Linked DNA regions of Homo sapiens: regions 2 and 3 are each linked to region 1. The links are chromatin loops, found by intact Hi-C in ENCODE. Cell type or tissue: IMR-90. All regions are shown on one strand.

The links. A loop is a pair of places that touch in the nucleus more often than their neighbours do. Peaks named below come from ENCODE experiments on the same cell type or tissue, not always from the same donor. Only the 100,000 strongest peaks of a DNase experiment are listed, where the experiment ranks them.
Region 2: it touches region 1 in a loop (13-fold over the local background); 107 of 110 quality-filtered maps call a loop at or near these places.
Region 3: it touches region 1 in a loop (5-fold over the local background); 2 of 110 quality-filtered maps call a loop at or near these places.

What each region holds. Positions count from the first base shown.
Region 1 is chr2:62,454,015-62,459,014 of GRCh38, forward strand. The region is part of intron 4 of LOC105374764 (a long non-coding RNA gene); the gene reads left to right. It also overlaps a transcript of TMEM17 not described here. Among named protein-coding and RNA genes, the nearest start is that of TMEM17, 50 kb to the right of the region's middle. RefSeq lists a silencer at 2,815-3,374. In IMR-90, a CTCF peak has its summit at 3,107 (motif pointing right); a DNase peak (open chromatin) is centred at 2,797; H3K4me3 peaks cover 496 bases; H3K27ac peaks cover 635 bases.
Region 2 is chr2:62,772,755-62,777,754 of GRCh38, forward strand. The region is part of intron 5 of EHBP1 (EH domain binding protein 1); the gene reads left to right. Among named protein-coding and RNA genes, the nearest start is that of EHBP1, 70 kb to the left of the region's middle. In IMR-90, a CTCF peak has its summit at 2,500; a DNase peak (open chromatin) is centred at 2,077.
Region 3 is chr2:62,660,684-62,665,683 of GRCh38, forward strand. No RefSeq gene overlaps it. Among named protein-coding and RNA genes, the nearest start is that of EHBP1, 43 kb to the right of the region's middle. RefSeq lists an enhancer at 1,900-1,949. In IMR-90, no CTCF peak of the experiment used is centred here; DNase peaks (open chromatin) are centred at 398, 2,988 and 3,938; H3K27ac peaks cover 2,230 bases.

The DNA of each region.
Region 1 (5,000 bases):
GTTTTCTAGAAGGAACTCTTTTACTTAAAGGAAAGCTTCAGGATGAGGGGTGCCTGTAAGCTGGCCTTAGCGTTTTGAGAGATGCAGAGCTAAATGGGATTGGCAGCTCTGATCTTGCTGCAGCAGCCTCCTGGCCCAGCTCCCACATCTTAACCTCCCTGGAGAGCAGCCTAGTCGGCAGAGTGGAGCTGGGGAGAGCTGGATGGGATGAGGTGCAGGACCCTACTGAGAGGAGGGGAATGCAGTGTCTCCACAGACCCAGCTCTGGGGGTGGGAGGAGCAGATTCCATGCCTCCCTCGTGGAAAGCAGAGGCATCAGGCATGGGGTGCTTTTGTGTGAATCGTGGCTGCATGAAGCATGTACTGGCTTCCATGTTGAGCCCTGGTAAAGGTATGAGGCAAACAGTGTGCAGCTCTGTTCCCACTGCTCCCCAGAATGTAAAAGGTGGCACAATATAGCTGCGGTACAGGATGGTAGGGCTGCCCACTGGGATGATCCAGAGAAGTGCTGGGCCATAGTCCCCAGGTGTGGTCTGTCACCAGGCTTTCCATCATACTGTAGGTTTTGAAATCTTTAAGGTCCCGCTCTTAAAATGCAAATACTCCTGTGAGGTTTGAGGTTTTATTATCCTATATCCTAGATTTGCCTTTAATAAAACAAAAAACCCAGCTTTATTTATTTATGTATGTATTTATTTATTTATTTTGAGATGGAGTCTCACTCTGTCGCCCAGGCTGGAGTGCAGTGGCACGATCTCAGCTCACTGCAAGCTCCGCCTCCTGGGTTCACGCCATTCTCCTGCCTCAGCCTCCTGAGTAGCTGGGACTACAGGCACCTGCCACCACGCCTGGATAACTTTTTTGTATTTTTAATGGAGACAGGGTTTCACTGTGTTAGCCCAGGATGGTCTCGATCTCCTGACCTAGTGATTTGCCCGCCTTGGCCTTCCAAAGTGCTGGGATTACAGGCGTGAGCCACTGTGCCCAGCCGAGACCCAGCTTTATTGAAGGTCCAATTTGCATATCATAAAATTCATTTTGAGTTGTGCCACCATCACAATCCAACCTTAAAATGCTATCACTCCAAAGATACTCCTACTTGTAGCATTCCCATTCCCATTCCCACCCTGTCCCTGTCCCAGGCAACCACTAATCTTTCTGTCTCTATGGATTTGCCTCTTGACATTTCATATAAATAATACAATATGTGGTCTTCTGTGTCTTGCTTCTTTTGCTTAGTGTAATGTTCTTGAGACTCCTCCATATTGTAGCATAACAGTAATCTGTTCCTTTATATTGCTGAGTAATATTCCACTGCAAATACCACATTTTCATTCACTGATGGTGAACATTTATTTCTAGGTTTGGGCAGCTATGAATAATGCAGCTATGAACATTCATAGCTTCTGTTCTTATATGCACATATATTTGGAGTATGTGCTTATTTTGGGTAAATTACTTCTAAAAACTGGCCGGGCACAGTGGCTCACGCCTGTAATCCCAGCACTTTGGGAGGCCAAGGCGGGTGGATCACCAGAGGTCAGGAGTTCAAGACCAGCCTGGCCAACATTGTGAAAACCCGTCTTTACTAAAAATACAAAAATTAGCTGGGTGTGGTGGTGGGTGCCTGTAATCCCAGCTACTCGGGAGGCTGAGGCAGGAGAATTGCTTGAACCTGAAAGGCAGAGGTTGCAGTGAGCCGAAATTGCACCACTGCACGCCAGCCTGGCCGACAGAGCAAGACTCCGTCTCAAAAAACCAAACAAACTACCAAACTATTTTCCAAGTCAGTTGTACCATGTTACAATCTCATCAGCAATATATGAAAATTATAGTTCTTCCACACTTTTGACATTTGTTATTGTCTTTTATTATAGCCATCCTAGTGAGTATGAAGTGGTATCTCATTGTGGTTTTAATTTTCATTGCCCTAATGCTAATGATTTTGTGCATTTTCTTTTCATGTGTTTATTGACCATTCATATATCTTTGATAAAATGTCTACGTGGCTGTTCCTTTTTAAAATCCAGAGACAGAGAGATGGTCAATTTCCCTGGGAGGTGTAGAGGTTTATCGGGTTCACTGTTTGATCCCAAGTGCTGAGTACAAGAGTCAGAGAGTAAAGGGTCATGTATTAGCGTCCTGTGGCTGCTGTAACAAATTGCCACAAACTTGGTGGCTGAAAGCAACACACATTTATTCTCTTTCAGTTCTGCAGATCAGAAATCTGAAATCAGTTTCACTGGGCCAAAATTAAGGGGTAAGCAGAGCCTGCAGGGGCTCTACATTTCCTTGCCCTTTCTAGCATCCAGAGCTGCAGTGTTTGCATTCTTTGGCTCTTGGCCTCTTACCCATCTTCAAAGCCAGCAGCATAGCATTTCCAAATCTCTCTCTCTGTCTGCTTCCTTTGTCATATGGCTTTGTTTGTCTTCTGTAGTAAAATCTTCCTCTGCCTCTCTTTTAGAAGGACCCTTGTGATTACATTTAAGATCCATCTGAATAATCCGGGATAATCTCCCCACTCAAGGGCTTTCAGTCACACCAGCAAAGTCCGTTTTGCCATGTAGGGTAATATTCACAGGTTCCAGGGGTTAGGACCTGGCTGTCTTTGGGGGCCATCATTCAGCCCACCCAGTCAGTAACCTGTGAAATGCACGTGGCCCCATCAGCTCATGGTTCGGGGTTGGCTGGTCTTGAGGAAGACATCAGGCTGAAGGAAGTCTTCTGGAGGTAGGCCCTGGAGGGAGACCAGAGCCAGTCATGCTAGAGACCTCTCACCTCTTTCTTCTGACTCATCTCCTTTCTAGAAACTATGATATGAGGCGTTTGATAGCACGTGTGAGCCTGGAGGTGCTGAGGCAGCTAGCACTGTTACCAGGGTGGCGGCGGGGACAGGACCAGAACTTGGGGCCTCGCGCCCAGGTCCTCCCGTCCTTGCCTTCTCCCAGCTCCCCTCCAGGCTAACCACCTCCACGCGGGGGCCGGGTGCTGCTGCTGCCCTGAGAGCTCAGCCCCTTTCCCGGGGCGGGCACCGCTTCCCGGTCCCGGGCCTCTCTGCTCTCCCGAGGCGATAGCCACCCTGCGATCTCTCGCGCGGCCAGCAGGGGCCAGCATCCCCCGCGGAAAGGGTCGCTGGGCTGGGCTGGCCGAGAGCCGGGGATCGGCGACCCCGGGCGCCGCTGCCAAGCCCCCTGCCGTGCGGGCTGCTGCTTCGCCGTCCCAGCCCCGCAGCCTTTTGTGTCTTTCCACTTCTCCCCTGGCCCGCTGCGCTCTCGCTCTAGAGAAGGCAGAGACTGCCTTGGGTGTGGCAGCCAGGAGTGGACGGTTGCGGGCTGGGAGGCTGGCCGGGTTTCCTCCCCGTCGCGGACCTGGAGGAAGGGCTGGGTGCGGCGGGAAGGCCCCGGAGGGAGAGCTGAGCCTGGGTTGGTAGCATGGTGAGGAATAGCGGCCTCAGGGGCAGAGATGTCCGTTTCTTTGTGCACCGAAAGCTCTGAGAAGGACATCCCGATACCAGTGAACTTCTAGATTTGGAATGAGCTTCTTACCGAGCATCTCACATTCCAAAGTGCATCTGATTCGGAAGTCCTCGTGGTTCTACCTTCGGAAGGTGGGGGTGGGGTGGGCTGCCTGGGTGCAGAGGGCTGAGCCAGGCTGGTGGGAACTCCTCAGCGTCCAGCACCTGTGGGGCTGCAGCAAGCTTTTGCTGCTAGGCTCTAAACGAAGCCTGTAATTAAGGCCTTAGTTTAACTGGGTGCGCTCTCACTTTTATCTGTGGCCTGGCCTGAGCGGTTGCCTCCAGCAGCCTCAGCTACCCTCACTGCTTTGCCGCTGAACCCAGGAACGGCTATTCCACTGCAAGGGAGCTAAGACCTTCATTTGTTGCACCAACGTTTTCCTCATGGCTTATGTCTCTAGCCTCAGAGAAATCAGAGATTAGAGCCCAGATCTGGGGTCAGAAAAAGACCCGGGTGTTAGATCTGACTTTGCTACTAGCTGGGTGGCAGAAGATGGGGGAACACTTCGCTCCTTTCTACCTGTTTCCTCCCCTTGTTAAATGCGGAGGCTAATGACACTTACTGCAGATGGGGAAGCTAACAGCACTTACTGCAGAGGGTGTTGTGAGGAATCACTCAGCAAATTCTTGTAAAGGGCCAAGGTTAGAACTCAAGCCTTTTAAAATCCCATCTCTTAGTCTGGGCGGATCCCAGGAAGGTGTCAAGTCCAGCTGATGGGCATAGGTGTGTCCGTGAGGCAAGCCTGCTCTTGATGGAGCACGACAGGAAATGCAGCCTGGCCCAGCTGACAGACCTATCTACAGCGCATGTCCTCACAGGACCAGACCCTTCTGCTCCCCTTGGCTCCAGCTCCTAGATCATTCTCAGCAGTTCATTCCACGTGTAAGTGCACGCCCTCAGTTACTGTAGGAGCCAGACCACGTGGGTTCAATGTCAGCCCAAGATCCACCAGCCATGAGGCTTTGGGAAAGTCACTTCACCTCTGTAGGGACTGATTTCCCCATCTGCAAAATGGGCAGAGCGTGACCCATCTCGAAGCATTGTGGTAACGCATGGGGTGCTGCTGAATGGGACTCATTGCACTCTGCAACCTGGCTCTGGCGATTCAGACCGTGAATGCTTGGATTTTGATGGTAAGGCCAGAAAATGTTTAAAGGAGAGAACCCAGGATAAGTTGGGCCTTCTGGTGAGGTTCTTGCTACTCCTGGACAGCGTGCCCGTGTCTGTAGCAACTCAGGGCGAGGCAATGCTCTGGGGTTCCCAGACATCTGTGAGCGTGACAGCTGGTCCAAAGCTGTCTTGGATGTGTTTGTCCTCTCTAATCAAAAGAGTCCCTCGTGATGCCAAGATGGAACTCTGCAGACAGTTTGAGGAGAAACTAAATTCTGGTTTTGAAGTAAACTTGGCCTCAGTCTTTAAGGCAGATTCACAATCTATTATGAATAAAGCTGCTAGGAACATTTGTGTACGACTTCATATGGACAT
Region 2 (5,000 bases), 320 kb after region 1:
GTTCTAAAATGTCTTTATAACAGGCTTATCACATGCTTTGTGTAATATTCTTCCTTTCTATGCCTGACTTTGGTATGTATCTCAGTGACAAAAGGAATTTTTTGTTTATTCCCTGGCAGTAACTGGGCCATGTTTAGGACTAAAGAGCTGAGAAGTTTGGTAGTGAGATCAGGTCCATTATAGATTTACTTTCATATTATGAAGTTATGAGATTTCAGAAGGATTGTGAAATTGCTATATTCTTAATGCATGGGAAAGAGCACAGATGTACATGTTATGACCAAAGCATTTGAAATACATTAACTCAAGAGAATACACTAATTTATATACTCTAAATTAGGGCAACTGTCATAAATTATGAACTATATCAAAAGGATGAGTTTATGTAATTAAACCGAAACGAGACAAACAAAACAAAGGAAGTGCTATATTCTCACCTGGAAGATAGACGAGAATGGGGTAGATCTCCCTCTTCAGTTTTCAGGAGGACATTAATTTCTTTCTGCCAATATCAACTCCTGTATAGTGAGATTTGAGAATAATTTTTTTTTCTCTGTCTAGGTGTATTAACTCTTTTTACCTGCTCTGGAAAATCTAGGCCAGTTTTCTGAGATGTGTACAGGACCCCTACTTGCATAAGTAGATTTAACGAGGGAAAAGTTTTATTTCATTCATCTCTGTATCTACCACAATTTTTTTTTCAAACCATACTACCTTTGGGGTAGTAGCTTCTCAATAAATATTTATTGAAGGAGTGAGTGAATGAATGGTATAGTTAAACTCTGTGAACTGTTATAAATCCTGTAAGGATTATTCTTTTTAAGAGAAAAATACCTGTAATCCCAGCACTTTGAGAGGCCAAGGCAGGCAGATTGCCTGAGGTCGGGAGTTCGAGCCCAGTCTGGCCAACATGGTGAAACCCCATCTTTACTAAAAATACAAAACAATTAGTTGGGCTTGGTGGCGTGCGCCTGTAATCCCAGCTACTCGGGAGACTGAGGCAGGAGAATTGCTTGAACCAGGGAGATGGAGGTTGCAGTGAGCCGAGATCGCGCCACTGCACTCCAACCTAGGTGATACAGCAAGACTCCATCTCAAAAAAAAAAAAAAAAAAAAAAAAAAAAAAAAAAAGAGAGAGAGAAGAATAACGTGAGTAACATCCATCAACTATACAGAAGAAAATTTGAAAAGTAGACCCTAGAGGCAGTAAAACAGCATGTGAAGGATCCATATGCTGTTACAGTAGGAGCTCTTCTGATCAACTTTATTGAACTTGCATAAGCCAATCTCATGAGATTTGTCTGTATTACCATCTGTGGGATTAAATATTCTTAGGCTGGGCATAGTCTCTCACACCTGTAATCCCAGCACTTTGGGAGGCCAAGGCGGGTGGATCACTTGAGGTCAGGAGTTGGAGACCATTCTGGCCAACATGGTGAAACAGCGTCTCTACTAAAAATACAAAAATTAGCCAGGTATGGTGGTGCATGACTGTAATCCCAGCTACTCAGGAGGCTGAGGCTGAAAAATCACTTAAACCTGGGAGGCAGAGGTTGCAGTGAGCCAAGATCGTGCTACTGCACTCCAGCCTGAGCGACAGAGCAAGACTCTGTCTCAAAAAGAAAAAAAAAAAAAAGAGAGAAAAGAAAGGAAGAAAGAAATGTTCTTAGACATTTTCTTTAAACCAAAATTTGATATAAGTAGACGTTGCATTTTTCAAGTATTAGCAGTTTGCTTTACTTGACATAATCTAATGAGAGATTTTTAACCTTTTAAATAGATGATTCAGTATTCATTCATTCAGCACTTAAGTATTCATTGAGCGTGTATTATGTGCTAGATACTGTTCTAGGCATTGGAAATGGTGGTGTATAAAACATATGATTCAAGACCAGCCTGGGCAACACAAAGGAGACTCAGTCTACAAAAAAATAAAAAAAATTAACTGGACGTGGTGGCATATGCTTGTGGTCCTGACTGTTCAGGAGGCTGAGGTGGGAGGATTGCTTGAGCCCAGAAGGTCAAGGCTGCAGTGAGCTGTGATCGTGACACTGCACTCCAGCCTGGATGACTAAGTGAAACCCTGTCTCAAACAAAACAAAACAAAAAAAACCAGATAACAAGTTAACAAATCTCATCGCTGTGTAGTTTACACTCATATGTGTGTGTGTGAGAGAGAGGATAAAAATTACTGTATGAAAGATTTAGTATGTTAGATAAAATAAATACATAATGTATGCTAAATATATATAGTAGGTTACATAAATGCTCTATGGAGAAAAAAGGAAGAGGGATAAGGATCCCCCGTCTTTATGATTACATAGTTATAATGAGCCACCTTATTATTTCTAAAGTCTCCAAAAGAGAATTGGGGTATGCTTGTCAAATTTATTTAAAATATATTTTAATAAGAGAGTTGATGAAATGAATATTGTAAGGTATGGGAAAGTTTTAAAATAACCTTGGCATTCTATATATAAACCTCTCCTAGGTTATAGCTCCCCTCAGTGGTGAATGATGAAATTGACTTTTGCTGATCATTATGTAGCAATAACATGTTACAATGTTATACTTTCCCTTACATTTTAATGTGCTTTCACATTTCATGCAAAAGAATTAGTGAATTTCAAAGAGCTAAAGTTCTTCTCTTTGTCTTGTAAAACCTCGGTTTTGTTAGAAATTCTGTTGGTATATTGTCCTGACACTGAAAAGGTATGCTCTTTGAATGGAATTGTAATACCTTTCTTTTCTTTGCACATTGTGTTACAACCCCACAGTTAATAAAGAAATGTTGAGACTTTAACCGTAATGTCCAGTAGTAGCATTAGTAACAAAGAGTGAAGTTATATTTAATATAAAATATCCCAATAAAACAGAAGTCTCCAAATATATATCACTGTAACAAATTTATTGGACCCTTACTATGTACCAGGTACTATGTATAATAGAATGCTTTATACACATTATCTCATTTGCTCATTATAATAACTCTGGTGTGAGTCAGATATAACCCTATTTTACAGGTAAAGAAAGTGAGGTTTAGAGAGGTTAAGTAACTTGCCCACAGTTATATAGCTAACAGGTTGGGATTTTATCCAGTCTTGTCTTTCTCCAGGGCCTTTGCCCTTAACCCCTACTGCAATAACTAGCTACCTTAATAAGAAAGATGAAAAGAGATCATTTGAAATTGTAGAATCATAGGGAAGCTTTTAATCAGTCTTCTGTAGTGGTAAGTCTGTGAAGAATATATGTATCAGATTAGTGAAGGTAGTCTTTAATTATTGTTTATATACAGTTTAGAAGTTATTTGGGTTAATTATTTCACTACTGTTAGACATTATAAAATGGAATTCTAGAATTTATCAGTCACTAGAATTCTTAATATTTTTTCTCAAGGCAACCTTACTGCTTCTTTGTGCAAATTGACATAATGCTATTTTCATTTTATTGGTTCTCTTGTTTCTGATTTCTCCGTTTTGTCTGAGCTTTCTTCTTTGGACCAGAAACTTTAGAGTTGAAATTTTAGAGGTGGTTCTGCCACTTACTGGCTATGCAACCTTAGATAAGTCATTTAATATTTCACAGCTTCCATGTAGTCATGTATAAAATGATGGTATTAATATCTACTCCACAGGTTATTGAAGATTGGAAATAATGTATGTAAAGCATCTAGCTTGGTAAGGAGTAGCTATTTTTATAATGTTCCTTTCTAGAGGACACAGAAGAATATAAAGGAAAGAAAACTAGATTTCTAAATTTTATTGTTGCAGGATTTTAGTTTTTCCATTCCTTTCTACCACTTACACCTCTCAATGATTTCTAGACTTTACTGTTATCTCAAAGCAATGACAAGGCAACTTGTAACATCTCACTTGGACTAAACTTAAAATATTTTTCTTTTTATCTTTTGATTTAGGATATCTTCCCCTTATAAATTTAATCTAGGATTAACAACAAGTATTTCTTTTGGATCATTTACAATCCATTTACTTATTAGTGTAGATAAGAATGGATACTATAAAACACTATGTTTCATTTTTATCTACTGTAATAGAATAACATCTGTTCATCCAGACAGTTGACATTGTAGGGTTTTTTAAAAATATGAAGCCACAACAGTTATATTTAGGAAACAAAATTTTTTTTCTCTTCCTGGTGTTTTAGATTACCCAATTAAATCCAGAACCATTACATTTGTAAATTATATCCATAGGTTTTAGTTTCTTGTTTTTACATTTGAGACAAGGTCTTGCTCTGTCACCCAGGCTAGAGTGCAGTGTTGTGATCATGGCTCACTGCAACCTTGAACTCCTGGGCTCAAGCGATCGTCCTGCCTCAGCCTCCCCAGTAGCTGAGACTACAGGTGCACACCATTATACCTTGCTAATTTTCTATTTTGTAGAGACGGAGTCTCCCTTTGTTGACTAGGCTGTTTTGAACCGCTGAGCTCAAGCAGTACTCCCACCTCGGCCTCCCAGAGTGTTGAGATTACAGGCATGAGCTACCACACCCAGCTGGTGTTGGTTTTTAAAATCTAAAAAAATTTATTTTTCTGATTCCACTGTTTTATTTTAATACATTAAAAGCATATTGATGAAAGGCACCAATCAGATTGAATCCATTCATTAATTTATTCAACCATTCTGCAATATTTTAATATGGATTTTCTATATGCCCAGACATTTGGTGGTTATTGAAGATACAAAGTCAGTTAAGACATGCAGAATTTTGATTCTGAGATTCATGGTTTTTTCTCCCACATTTTTTTCTGTGAAATTGGGATCATCTTATATCTAGGATGTCCCACAGTTATAACTGGTAGTTTTTTGTTTGTTTGTTTGTTTTGCTTTCTTACTGCTATATAAAATAATGACTGCTATATAAAATAATCTTTAAACCAATGATAACTTATATTTGATGACATAAGATAACCTGTCCTCAAGAAGCTTATAAAGTAGTGAAGTGTCAGAGAGGTAAAGAACTGCAAGGAAAAACATAAA
Region 3 (5,000 bases), 210 kb after region 1:
GATATATGTTAAACTCTGAGGTGACCTACTAATTTCAGTCTTTGTCCTTTCAGCACTCAGCCCTATGCTTAGATGTACTCACTTTTCCTTGCTTACGTGACCCCATTTTGAATAATTGTAAAGGGGGAAACACCCTCATTACATACAAATAGAATTTTGCCATTTTGCAAACTGAGATAGATGTTGATTTTCTTTGAGGTCCCAGAATGACTTCTAATCCTTGTTCTTAGAACTGAACATATGTGACTCAATTTGAAAACAATGGCTAAAATGTTAACCTCTTAGCTCCAGCTAGACTGGATTCCAAAAAGTTATAGATCCTCTGGGTAGTGGAATAGCATATTTGTTTGGAATGCACCCAAATATCCTAACAAGATTTGTGAAAGCATTTTGCAACCATTGACACCTAACCACAAAATGTCTTCACATACTCAACTAGTGACGTGTAAACAGAAGAACAGGATTGTGTAGCAGAGCCAGTTTCAGGCAGCCCCACAACAGAAGATAATGCATTTCCACACTTTGTAAGAAATGGCATGGCCTAATATGAATGGATACCATGAAAATTGTGCATCTGAGCACATGAGTGGGCTCTTCAGTACCAGTGGAAATCTAGGATGAAATGGAAAGCCCTTGAACAAGCCATGCTAGAAATGATACAACCCAACCTGTTACGGAGGTGAAAAAGTGCTGGGCTTTCCATCCCTCGGAGGCTGAGACTGCTTGGCTACTGCTAGGAGAGTACAGCGATGGGTATCTCAGCATGGGGTGGCATCTTGTGCTTGCTCAGTTTAGCAAGCACTGTGCCTTGTGCTTGTAATGAACACTTAAGCATTTGAAGGATCTAAATGAATCAGAAGATCTAGTATATATTTCTCAAAGCCCTCCCCCTTGCTCACTTACAAATTGGCTAAATTCACAAACAAGCTGCTTTATCAATTCAAGGAGCCTTGCATGACTCCAAGTGAGTTACAAGTCTTAGATGTAAATAAGAAGTTTAACATTTTCTGAGTGGGAATATAGATATAGAAATATACTGTGCTGTCCTGAATTCCAAAGGTGGCATTTCCCACTATCAAAAAAGGTTTAAATTATTTAAAAAATAATTTTAAATTATTTATGTATTTACTTATTTATTTTTAAGCACTTACATGATACTAACCAAACACTATTTTAAGCACTTTACAAATATAAATTCACTTAATACTCACAGTCATCTTCACTAGGAAGGTATTACTCTTGTCATCATTCTATAGAGGGGAAATAAAGTCATAGACAGTTTAAGTAACTTGCCCAAAATTACACAGCTAATAAATGCCAGGATTGGAACTCAAGCAGTTTGGCTCTAAAGTCTATGCTATCACTTACTATGCTACATTATGAGGTTATTATTTTGGAATTTTCTTTATACTTAACTAGTAGATAAAATTTTTAGCTTGCAATACTAATGAAACCGTGATGGTGAATTCAACAGTTGAATGTGCTAATTATTGGAGCTCTGCATATATAATATATAAGCTATAGGCTATATTTTTAATATCAAAGTCTTTATTCGCTAACTTTTTCAGTTTACAAGATTATGATAGCTTTTCCTTTTAGGATCATGTGTTATTATAAACTAAAAATATAAAAAGCAAGCTAAGCACTATTTTAAAAAACATCCTAAAGGTACAATGCAAGGGACCAGTTACAAATGCCCAGAACCTGCTAGAGATTTGTAAGAAATCATTTAAAAGAGACTGGAAATACATTATTTGCCTGTTGAACACCTCAGTTCTTCCTTTCCATGCTGCTATTTGCATGAAAATTTGCTGCTTAGGTCAGGGCTTATGATAGGTTAGAAAAGTTTCCAATAGCCGAACACAAACCCAGGAATCAAAGTCCCCCAAATATACACAAAGGAAAAAACACACACACAACCTACCTAATCTGTAGCTAGAGTGCTTCTGGGCCATGGAACCACCCCATTGTGCCTTGGCCACTCCAGCTCAGAAACCAGAGTGTTGCCATGGTGGCAGGGACCCAACCGTGAGGGCTGGTTTCAATACCCAGCAGCTGTTCACTTCAGAAAAAGCAGGATGGCAGCCCACTTCTGAATGCGCATTTTTCTCTAGGCTTTGACCTGACCTGAATATTGTTTCTCATTGAATTTCCTTTTATTTATTTCTTTTTAGATATCAACTTTCCTTGAACTTTTCCTGTCATTTGTGTTGCAGTTGGCAGAACTACAGAACTTCTCCCTTCTGCAAAAAATGTGTTTTTTTTCTTTAACCATTTCTAAGTTTTTCCCTGTGTTGTCTTTATCTCCCCCACTTCTATATTTTACACACACACCTGTGCCTCATTATATGACGACCCAGGACAAATTCATCAGGTTTGTTTATTCCAAGAAGTGTGAAGGCCTCAGGTAGCCCCCTAAAAAATCCCTCCATGACTCACCTGACAGCAGAAATTTGTCCTATGAAACTTTGGAGCTGGATTAGAAAATATGACCCTTTACTCTCTTCATTCTGGCCATGGTCATAGAATCTGTGTTTAATCCTAAACACATTCTCAATTCACACTTGATTCATAACCTGCTTTTTTCTTCTCTTTGTTTACATGTTGGCAAAACATAAGGAATGTAAAAATATAAAAACTATTATGAATTATGAGCCCTGCTCACAAGGATTGTAGAAAAACTGTTCTTGATGCAAAAAGGAGCTGCACTATATTTAAGGTGAATTTATCCCTCTCCAGCTCTAAAGGAGTTTGGAATAATTTATAAATGAGGTTGTACTGCTGTTGAATATTTTTTTTAACTAGAAACAGTTTGTTTACAAGTTGTTACTAAAGACTGTCAGAAAAAAATGCTTGTGGACATGGTATCCAAAAGGCTGACAGAACCCAGAACTTGCTTGGTATTCATTTGAGAGCTCATCCAACATTATCCTGCACAGTGTATAATTACTTGCATGTTGGGAGCCAAAAAAGGGAATGTAACCCTGTGAGTGTGTGTTTATACTGAAAAGTTGGAGAAGCAAAACAATTCAGCAGCATTCTTCATCCCAACATCTGGGAATAATTAATTTGCTAGCTATGATGTATAACATGAAGTTGATAAAGTTGCCTGAAGCTCTGCATTTAGACCATTTGCCTTATTTAAAGCTTTCTGCTTTAGGGTTTAACACTGTGGCTAATTTTAGTAAATCTTTTTCTTTTTATTCCTGAAATGCTGTGATGAGGAGGAACCTTCTGCTTATAGTTTCTTGATCATTTTCTTTTTGCTCTTATTGTCAAAGTGTTCAGGAAGCTGACACTCACAAACTTTGCCTCCTTCTTCCTCTGCAGTGCAATGCTGCAAGAAAAAGTTCTAGAAACTGAGGCCCTGGAAAATGTCATTGGGTTTTTACATCTCTCTCTCTTCTCTCTTCTCTCTCTCTCTCTCTCTCTCTCTGTCTCTCTTTCTCTCTTTCTCTCTTCTCTCTCTCTCTCTCTCTCTCTCTCTCCTAAACACATATTTGAGCTCTGAAGAGTTTCTCTGGAATAGAGAATGTGTTTTTGTTCCATTTTACAAATCTTAGGCTAGGATACTGGAGACTGTCATGTGAGACTCTCAGTATATTACATATGGAAGGTATTGTGACAAGTTCTGATGGTTTATGTTAGGTGCTACATTCCCTTGATTGTGACTTTTAGAAAGAAAGCACAATATAAATACAATGTCATCTTATTGAATCTAACAGTTCAAGGTGGTACAGGGGGCTTTTCAGTCCCAGGGCTGTCTCCTCCAGTTTCTCACTGAGGCATGCTAGAGTGAAACACAGTTGTTACTCTGACCTTAGTTTGTTTAATTTGGGATTTCAGAATAAGAGCAAGTATCTTATTTTTATTGGCTGAGTGCTCCCAGCTTTGAACAGTGCTAAAAGTTTTCTATAGCACTTTTGAAAGCTCATATTTCACAACATCCAGCTATTTTCTTTGGAATCCTGGTGAGAAACAAACTGAGGAACTCCCAATATAGTCAGGCTGAGACTATCTCATTCCCCTCTGTCTTTTCTTAAGACTTATCTCCACACTTTGACAACTGTTTCACATCACTTGTGCCCTGTATTTTGGGATTCTTTGGACTAAATTATATGTTGTTGTCCTTCATGGTGAAAAATGATAACTTCTAGAAAAATGATAATTTTCTATTTATATAGATAGGGGTTGTACTCACAAAGAGTAATGGCCTGAGGGCTTGTCCTCAGCCCAGCACACGCTCACTGGCCCGAGGGAGAAGATGCTTGGGCAGGGTTGCTGCTTTTGCTCATCTGCCTCTACACTCACAGTCTCTGCATGTTGTGACAGCTTCCTGCTTCCTCCTTCAGAGCTTAGAAGCAGGGACTGGACCTTCTTATCAGTGTCTAAGTAGTCATGCCATAGCTTCCAGATGCCTGTGCATGGGCCAGTGACTGGGTTGACACTGGTTGGTTATGAGGTTTCCATGACCTGTTTTCTGATACAAAAGAAAGAAAGAAAGAAAGAAAGAGAGAGAGAGAGAGAGAGAGAGAGAGAGAGAGAGAGAGAGAGAGAGAGAGAGAGAAAGAAAGAAAGAAAGAAAGAAAGAAAGAAAGAAAGAAAGAAAGAAAGAAAGAAAGAAAGCAAGCTCCCTGAATACAGGGACCTTCCCTGTCATGTTTACCACCTAGAAAAATTTCTGGTGCCTATCACTTAATAAATATTTGGCTAATGAATGAAAAAACAGATAAGTGGAAGAGTAAGGTGAGTTTTTCCTGATACTGAATGTATTCATTTTCAGAATATAAACTTCTGATACTGTGTCCTTCCTACCTTTTTGCTTTTACAATTTATTTATTTTTGTTAACAAAATGATATAAGTCTAAAGAGTTACTAGGAAGATTTTGGGCAAAAAGGAAGTATTAAGCAACCTGATGTCAGTTTCCAAAATTCTTGCACTGGCCTATAAAATTCAAAATTTGGAAATCACTGCCCCATGCATGCTTTTTCTTGCTATT